2 separate regions of the Homo sapiens genome follow, and region 2 is linked to region 1. A link is a contact called in ENCODE Hi-C data. All regions are on one chromosome and are shown on one strand. The core of a region is the stretch at or near the end of the contact, and the rest is flanking DNA. Distances in the headings are between cores, read along the strand shown.

Region 1 (4,298 bases), core at 1,456-3,955:
TATTTATTTATTTTCTTTGAGATGGGGTCTCACTCTGTCATTCAGGCTGGAGTGCGATGGCGCCATCTTGGCTCACAGCAACCTCCATCTCGGGTTCAAGTGATTCTCCTGACTCAGCCTCCCAAGTAGCTGGGATTACAGGTGCCCACCACCATGCCTGGCTAATTTTTGTATTTTTAGTAGAGATGGAGTTTTACTGTGTCGGTCAGGTGGTCTCAAACTCCTGACCTCAGGTGATCCACCTGCCTCGGCCTCCCAAAGTGCTGGGATTACAGGTGTGAGTCACTGCACCTGGCCGGAATTTCTTTAAAAAAAAAAATGCTGAATATAGGCCCCCCCCATCTTTTCTGGTTGTATAGTTTCTACTGAAAGGCCTGCTGTTAGCCTAATGGTGTTTCCTTTGTAGGTGACCTGCTGTTTCTCTCTAGCTGCCTTTAAAACTTTTTCTTTATTTCGACCTTACAGAATCTGATGACTATGTGTCTTGGGGATAGTGATCTTTTATAGCGTCTGGCAGGGGTTCTCTGCATTTCCTGCCTTTGAATGTTGGCCTCTAGCAAGGTTGGGGAAATATTCACCGGCAATATCCTCAAATATGTTTTCCAAGTAGCTTGCTTTCTCTCCTTCTCTTTCAGGGATGCCAGTGAACTGTAGATCTGGTCTCTTTACATAACCTGTATTTCTCGGAGGTTTTATTCATACTTTTAAATTCTTTTTTTCTTTATTTTTGTCTGACTGAGTTATTTTGGAGAACGGTCTTCAAGCTCTGAGAGTGTTTCCTCAGTTTGGTCTATTCTACTATTAATACTTGAGATTGTATTACTAAATTCTTGAAGTGAGTTTTTTAGGTCTATCGGATCAGTTTATTTTTTTCTTAAAATAGCCATTTCATCCTTCATCTCCTGTAGCATCTTATTGATTCCTTGGATGGGGTTGCAACTTTCTCCTGAATCTCAATGATCTTCATTCCTATCCATTTTCTGAATTCTATGTCTGTCATTTCAGCCATTTCAGGCTGGCTAGGGACGATTGCTAGAGAATTAGTGTGGTGGTTTGGAGGTAAGAAGACACTCTGGTTTTTGAGTTGCCAGAGTTCTCACACTAGTTCTTTCTCATCTGTGTGGGCTGATGTTCCTTCAATTTTTGAAGTTGATGTGCTTTGGAGAGGTTTTCTGCTTTTATCTTCTTTGATGATCTTGGTTTGATTGTGGTATATGGTGGGTTTGGTTGACTTGCTTCATTTCTGGAAGATTTTAGGGGGCCCAGACTCAGCTCAGCACTCCTGGGCTGCGTGCTCTAACTCTGGGAGGGCTGGTGCTGGGCGCCTGGCTGTGCTATCTGAACCCTCAAGGTTAGGAATCTATTCTGCTGGAGGGGCTGAGTTGTTCCCAGTCTGCTGGCCACAGCACTGTGATGGAAGATGCTAGCCAAAGCACTTGGTCAGGGTGGTGTCAGTGAGATCTGTGCTTACTGATGTATGGCAGCAGCTGCAGCAGCATGGCGGGGTGCACACGTGTTAGCTGGGGAGGGGTTCCAGCAGAAATGGGGAGGCGGTGTTCCTGCATGTGCTCATGCCAGTGGTGGTGGTGGTGCATTGGTAGGGGGGAAAATGGGGGCTGGGGCACTGGCAGCCGTGGGGTTGCTGGTGTTGCACTTGTACTGGCGGTGGTGGCAGCTGGGGTGGGGTGCTGGTGGAGGTGAGGTTGCCAGCATTCATGAGCATGTTATAAAATTTTTAAATTTTTGTCTCAATTTTTTTTAAGTCACAAACATTTTTATTGGAAAGCAATGAGCTGCAGCAAAGTGACACTCAGTGCATGCAGCCAAATGGGTGAGGTGGGGGTACAGGTGGGTGCCAAGAGCTGACCCAAGACTAGAGCTCATGACCTCTGGGGCCTCTGGCTATAAGCCCTTTGGGCTGGAGTGTGCAGGCCCAGCAGAAATACAAAAATAAACTCTGTGGTCTAGCTGTCCCTGCCTGTGGTAGTTCGTTTGGGCAAGGTGGTTACTCTTTGCAGCAGGTCCTGTGCTGTCTAGTCCAGCCACAGCGTGGGCAGCAGAAGCCTATGGGGTTGAGTGGACACCTACAGGCTGGAGCCAAAGGGCCAGGCAGGTGTGGCCTTGGGCAGTGCTGAGACTCTGACAGCACCAGGGTCTGGCCTGCAGCTGGGGAGGCCTCAGGGCCTCTCAGGTGGGCAGGTCCAGGCATTGGTTGAAGCTGGATGAAGCTGGGGCCTGTGCTACTCCTCATCACATACAAATCACTGGGAACCTGTCCTCCTTGGTCTGGTCTCTTCGGCCCCACCCTCACTGCCTCCACCTCTGCTTCCTTTCTCTTCCTCCTCTTCCCCCAGTTCCAGGTCCATCTCGTTGCCTGCCTCTGAGGGTGTGCAGGTGGAGCTGCTAATGGAGCGGTGGCTGAAGAAAACAATTTGCTTGAGCCCTTTGTTGTAGAAGAAGTAGTTGAAGGACCAGAGGGTATCTTCTTCTCTGAAGGCATCTGGGTCCATGTCTGGGTTATAGCTGTGGGTGTCTCATTAAGCCAGGTGGATCTCCTCATCCACTGTGTTCCACAGCTGTGTTCTAGGACCTTGATGTCCCCCCACGCAGCTGAGAACAGACTGCGGTTGACTGCATTCACCACCCACCTGAGGCTGGGCTTCCGGCTGAACCCATGGCTGCGGGCTGTGCTGAGGTCATAGTCAGGCCTGAAAGGACTCGCTGAGCATGACAATCAAGTGGAAGAGGGTCTTGCAATTGCACTTGTCCCTGAGGGGGGCCCTTGTCCTTGCCACCTTGGTTCTTGCTCAGGCTGCTGGGGCTGAGGCCTGAGGTCTGGGATGGGGAGAGAGCCTTCAGTATGTGGGCCGCCCTCCTGTCAGAACAGTGTTTGTCGTCTCCTGCTATCTTACGTGAGTAGCTCTCAATCCTGCTGATAATGTGGGTATCTTTGCTCTCTACAGTTAGCTGTGAGTTGATGGCTTCAAAGCCCAGTTCTCCAATAGCTTCCTGTCTCAGGGAGGGAGCTCCATGCTTGAGAGGGGCCATTGCTGCCTGCCTGGTGGGGCTAAATCAGGCCTGGCTGGGTCATCGGCACCGGTGCATAGGCAGGGCAGGCTCCGCACAGTGTGGGCTCCTCAGCACCAGAGGGTGGCACCGTGGCATCCACCTGGGCCACACTGTATCTGGGGGAAGAAACTCCATGGCAATGTTTCATTATACCTGGCCCTGCTGGCTCATCCAGGTGGTCACTATGACACATCCTTACCACACTGCACATTGCCTGCTTTAGCCACCAACATGCCACCAACCACCACAGATCACCTTGGTCAGCCAGCAACCTCCACCTCCCCCACCAGTCAATGTCTATCAGTCAAAATTCCTAGAACTAAATAAGTATAAAAGAAACTTAACTACTTCAACTTAAAAATAATTTGCTTCTGTCTGCCTATGAAAATGTTAATATTTGTGAAATCTGAGTGAAGGGTATATGGCAATTCTTCAACTATTCTTTCAACTGCTCTGTAAGCCTGAAATTATGTTAAAATAAAAATTCAAAAACAAAAGCCAAAAACCTTGTACCCTTAAGGGTTACTTGAGTTAGTGGTTCACAGCAACAGATACTCAAATCTGGTTTGTGTTACTTCTGAAAATTAAGCTTCATATCTTTTTCTTCATGGCTCTTTCTGGTGTAAAGTACAACTTGAATCTCATGTTAGAAGGTCTATCCCAACAAAGCCCAGACCACTGGACTCTAGAGGCTTCACGCATGTGGCAGACTCCTGAATATTGTCAGGCTTTATCTCCCATTTTCTGGCATTGCAGGTACTTTACTAAGGCATTTAGGTGCTAGCTCTTTGGGGCTCTCCAGGTCCAATTAGCATGATAAAGATATGTAATGGATCAGCTTGGGCTTCTGGGTCCCTCCAGATTGCATTCTGACTAAGTGCAGGCAAGCCGACATAGCCCGGAGGCAGGACAGTAAAAGTATACTGCTGTCCCTGCCACAACAGGGCAGAAGAGGATTAAGGTGGGGGTGGGCAGGATAAAGCATTTGCCAGGTCAATAGTGGCCCAGGTGCCAGGGACTGTGTGGATTTGCTCCAGTAAAAATACCGTCTCTGCAATTCTGGTTGTGATTCACCTCACCACTGGATTAGTCCGTGATGATCTGTGGTCATTTTCTATGACCTACTTGATTTGTACACTGATCAAACAAGTGAGTTAATTGTGGATTTGGTAGGAATCACTACCTTGTATCTTTCAAGTCTTTGGTGGTGGCATTAAGCTCATGTGAGG
Region 2 (4,342 bases), core at 1,454-3,953, 760 kb before region 1:
AGGGAGAAAGGTGGAGAGTGAGAACTACCTTGACATCTTGGAAAGACTTTGCCTTTTATTCTAGGTGAGTTGGGGAACCACTGGTGGTCTGAAAGCCAGAGAGTACATGATCAGGCTGACGTTTAACAGAATGCCTCTGTCTGCTGTGTTGGGAACAGACTGAGCGAGTAAGGGAGAAAGCAGGCAACTGCAGCTGACCAAAAGAGAGACAGGAGAGCTGAGATATTAATGGAGTGACCAGCAGCATCAGAATTACCAGGAGGCTTGGGAAAACAGATTGTTGGGCCCCAGCCCTGGAGCTGCTACCTGTTAGTATGGGCAGTGTCCAAGGAATTTACATTACAAGTTCCCAGGTGATGATACTGCTGGTCTGGGGGCCACACTTTGAGAACTTGTCTTTGTAGAATTTATGAAAACATTTGTTTATCAAAGTTCTCAAGGAAGCACATTGCTCGCTCCTGTGTCCCCAGTGCCTAGCGTGATGCCTGGCACGAGTCTTCATCGAGCTCAGGCTCTGGGCCAGGCTCAGTGCTATTGAATGAGGTTCATGAGGGTCCCAGGTTTGAACTGTTTGGAGGTAACTGGTGATGAAACTTTCACAGGAAGTGGTCATTAAAGGGAAAGGATTCCTTGTAATTACAATAACAACAGGTGTGACACCTACCCAGCGTCTGCCTAGATGTTTTACTTGTATCCCTCTCCAATTAAATCCTGTAAAAGCCCTGGGAGTCGGGCATTATCCCGGGATTTTTATGAATGAGAGAACCAAGGCTTGGAGAGTTTAATTTTCCCAAGACCACAGGATTAACAAGTACCAGAACCCAGCCAGGCCTGAGTGGGAGCTCTCTGCTGTTTACATCATAGGCCGCCTGAAGAAGTCACTGACAAGACCTAGTAATTAAAGAACCTCGAGAAGCTAGGAGTTTCATTCTTTGAGGACTGTGAGCTTTTTTAAAAGTGCAAAGAATATGCCATCCTTTAAAAAAATGCTTCCCATCTGAATTGAGATTCCTGTTCACACAACATGTTTTGAGCCTCCAGCCCTTCCTGGCAGAACCCTGGTAGCAGTGGCTGTCCCAACAGAAGTATTTTTGCTGACTTTTGTGGCTTAAAAGCCTTCTCTGATGGAGCACTTTTCCTCCCCTCTTCCTCTTCTCAGCCTCCTCCGGCAGGATGAAGGGTGTAAGATTTTGTGCTGAGGCGCTGAAGCTTGACAAATTGAGGCCAGCCTATCTCTAAATGGAATCCGTGTATCTTGCTAGGGAGGGAGAAAATCAAGTTCCAGCACTTCCCTCCTTATCAGCCTCTCCTTTTCCCTACCCTTCCCTGAGGATAAAAATAACCGCTTCCCAGGGCCTCACTGCGATGGAGCAACTGTGCCCCGAAGCCAGGCCTAGCTGTCAGAGCAGCTGCTCCCCGAGGCACGGCCCCGCGAGAGCCTTGGGGTCAGGACGGGGGCCTGTCCGCAGGGACGAGGTGTCCCAGGACAGGGCAGGGGCCCTTGGAGCCTCACCAAGAGAGGGGGCACTGGTGCAAGTTTGACCGCGATGGTGGGCGGCTCACAAAAATACATCAGGAGGCCCGGAAGTCCATGCACTGGCTGGCTCCACCGCCTTTAAGTACACGAGGTCTATCTGCAGTTCTTAACCTCTTTGAGGGCACAAGGACTCCCTAGAACAAATGATGACATACCACCTCTCTGTGTGCAATCAAGCATACACACAACACACAGAAACATGGACGTGGACACAAATACGCACGGAGACACATACACTTTTGCACACAGTTTCATATTATTGGAAGGCTGTCGAAGCCTGGTATGGACCACAGATTAACAACCCCAAAGGCAGGTTGATTATAGTGATGCAGAACGATTATAAAAAAAATAACAATTTGGCAGGGCGCGGTGGCTTACACCTGTAATCCCAGCACTTTGGGAGGCCGAGGTCAGTTGATCACGTGAGGTCAGGAGTTCGAGACCAACCCGGCCAACATGGTGAAACCCCGTCTCTACTAAAAATACAAAAAAATTAGTCGGGCATGGTTGCGGGCGCCTGTAATCCCAGCTACTCGGGAGGCTGAGGCAGGAGAATGGCTTGAACCTAGGAGGCAGAGGTTGCAGTGAGCCGAGATCGTGCCAGTGCACTCCAGCTTGGGTGACGGAGCAAGACTTCGTCTCAAAATAAATAAATAAAAATATAAAAATAAATAAAATTTTGTAACGTAAAAATAGGGTTAGTAAAGCGTGCTAAGATCTTTCTGGAAAACAAATATATGTAGTATAAATTCTAATAATAGATACGGAAACGATAAAGTTGATCACCGATGGTAAGATAAAGGATGATTTCTATTTATTTGAGTTTTCCCACTAAACAGGAAAGCATGCTGCTTTTTCGCAACCAGAACGGCCGCATCCAGGCGTTTCCGGGGACCTGGGGCGCCCACTGAGCTGCAGGCGCGGCCGGTGGCTCCAGCCTGGCCCGTCCGTCGGGAAAGGAGGGTTACAGACAATAGACAAGCAAACATTAGACGCAGTGACCGCGTGGGGCGGGGACCGGCTCTTGCGGAGAGGGTGACCCGAGCCCTTCGCCCGCCGAGGCACTTTAAAACCCCAGCGCGTTGCCCAGGCCGGCCCGCCCAGAGCGAAAGGTGCGTGCGCGCTCCCGGGGAGGCGGCGGCGCGCACGGGCGCGTCCCGCGGGCAGCCCCCAACTCCGGACGATGCAGCGAGGAGGCGGCGGCGGCGGCGCGCTCCGGAGGTCTGAAGCCACTGCTGGCTGCCACGGGCCGGCGGTGCGATGAGCTGGGCAGCCGCCCCCGGCTCGGGGCTGTGAGCGGCTCGGGGCCGGGGGTGGGCGGCGGTGCGGCGGGCGGCCGACGCTCCTCTTCGGCGGCGGCGGCGGCGGCCATGCGTGGGGCGGCGCGGCTGGGGCGGCCGGGCCGGAGTTGCCTCCCGGGGGCCCGCGGCCTGAGGGCCCCGCCGCCGCCGCCGCTGCTGCTTCTGCTTGCGCTGTTGCCGCTGCTGCCCGCGCCTGGCGCTGCCGCCGCCCCCGCCCCGCGGCCCCCGGAGCTGCAGTCGGCTTCCGCGGGGCCCAGCGTGAGTCTCTACCTGAGCGAGGACGAGGTGCGCCGGCTGATCGGTGAGTGGGGCCGCCGAGGCCGGGGCGGGCAGGTCGGGCCGGCTGGGGCAGCTTCCGGCCGCCGGCGGATCAGTCTGCGAGCCGTGGACCTCGGGCGAGTACCCTCCCCGCCCCCCGCGCCCGGATTCGCCTCGCGGCCCGGTCTCTGCCTGCCGTGCTGGCTGGGAGGTGTGGTCCCTGCCCGGTCCCCAGCTCTGGGTCAGCCTTCGTGCCGCCCTCGCTGCCCCGCCGCGATAGACCCAGATTCACCCCATCCCATCCTCCTCACTGCCTCCTTAGCCCTTCTCCCTAGAAGAGTCAGTCACCCTTACAACTTTTTTTCCTTGCTGCACGAAGTTTTTTTGACGCTTTCTATGTGTGTCACTCTAGGGCCCTCGATTTTGAATATCTCGAAATTCACGTTTTAGACTGAACTTGCAAACCCTTTGCTGTGGTTTTGATGCTCCAGTAGAGGCCACGCTCTGTGCTTACCCTTTTACAAAAAAAAAAAAAAAAAAAAAAAAAACGAGAGAGAAAGAAGGGGAGGTTATAAGGGCACCAAATGTTCGTGGCAGCCTCCAACTCTTGGGACGTAGATTTGGAGCATATGCTTAGATTCTAAGCATATTTTTAGTGAATGAATCGCCAGGTAGCAGACCTTTTTAGTTTCAATACCTTTTTGGTTTTTGCATTGGGTGTGTTGGGAGTTTGGACTGACTCTGTACTTCTGGGCCACTCTCCTACTTTTGAGTATCTTGAAGGGAAACAAGAACTTAGTCTTGGGTCGGTTTGTGGTTCCATTTACTTGCTTAGCTTTGTTGTTTGGGGAATTAATTTGAAAAATTGCTGGGGTCTTATGTTAGGACTTTGTGGATTCTGGAAATGACCCCTTAGAGGAAGATCTGACAGGAACGACCCCCCAAAAAGGAAGTCCTTGGTACCTAGACGTTTGCATTCTTTTGTTATTATGGCAGTATCTTTATTTCATCTGAAGGTGGTGCTTCTGAGTGTTTGAGGGGAAAAATTATTCTCTATTGCATCCATTATTTGTCAGTATTCTATTTTTTTTTAAGTAATAAGACTTTGTTGAGGTGTGTTGAGATTGACTCAGTGTAGAAATGGAATTACTGAAAGCAGACTCTTTAGACATTACATGTACGGATTTGCAGTTTTTAGCCAAAGAAGAATGCTCTTTTTATGAAGTCGTGCTCATTCTTAATCCTT

What was found. Hi-C counts contacts between places; a loop is a spot of excess contacts on that map. Pooled maps may share reads with other maps.
Region 2: a loop to region 1 is called in a pooled map, with 3 times the contacts of the local background. The contact joins the promoter of RYK here to the promoter of BFSP2-AS1 in region 1. A Hi-C loop is called at or near these places in 4 of 50 pooled maps.

What each region holds. Positions count from the first base shown.
Region 1 is chr3:133,489,516-133,493,813 of GRCh38, reverse strand. It overlaps BFSP2-AS1 (BFSP2 antisense RNA 1), which reads left to right and starts at 2,705. Exons shown (of 4, transcript NR_189064.1): 1 at 2,705-2,912. It also overlaps the pseudogene MAF1P1.
Region 2 is chr3:134,249,220-134,253,561 of GRCh38, reverse strand. It overlaps RYK (receptor like tyrosine kinase), which reads left to right and starts at 2,703. Exons shown (of 15, transcript NM_002958.4): 1 at 2,703-3,139. The coding sequence starts at 2,908. RefSeq lists a silencer at 2,529-3,348 and an enhancer at 2,684-3,462.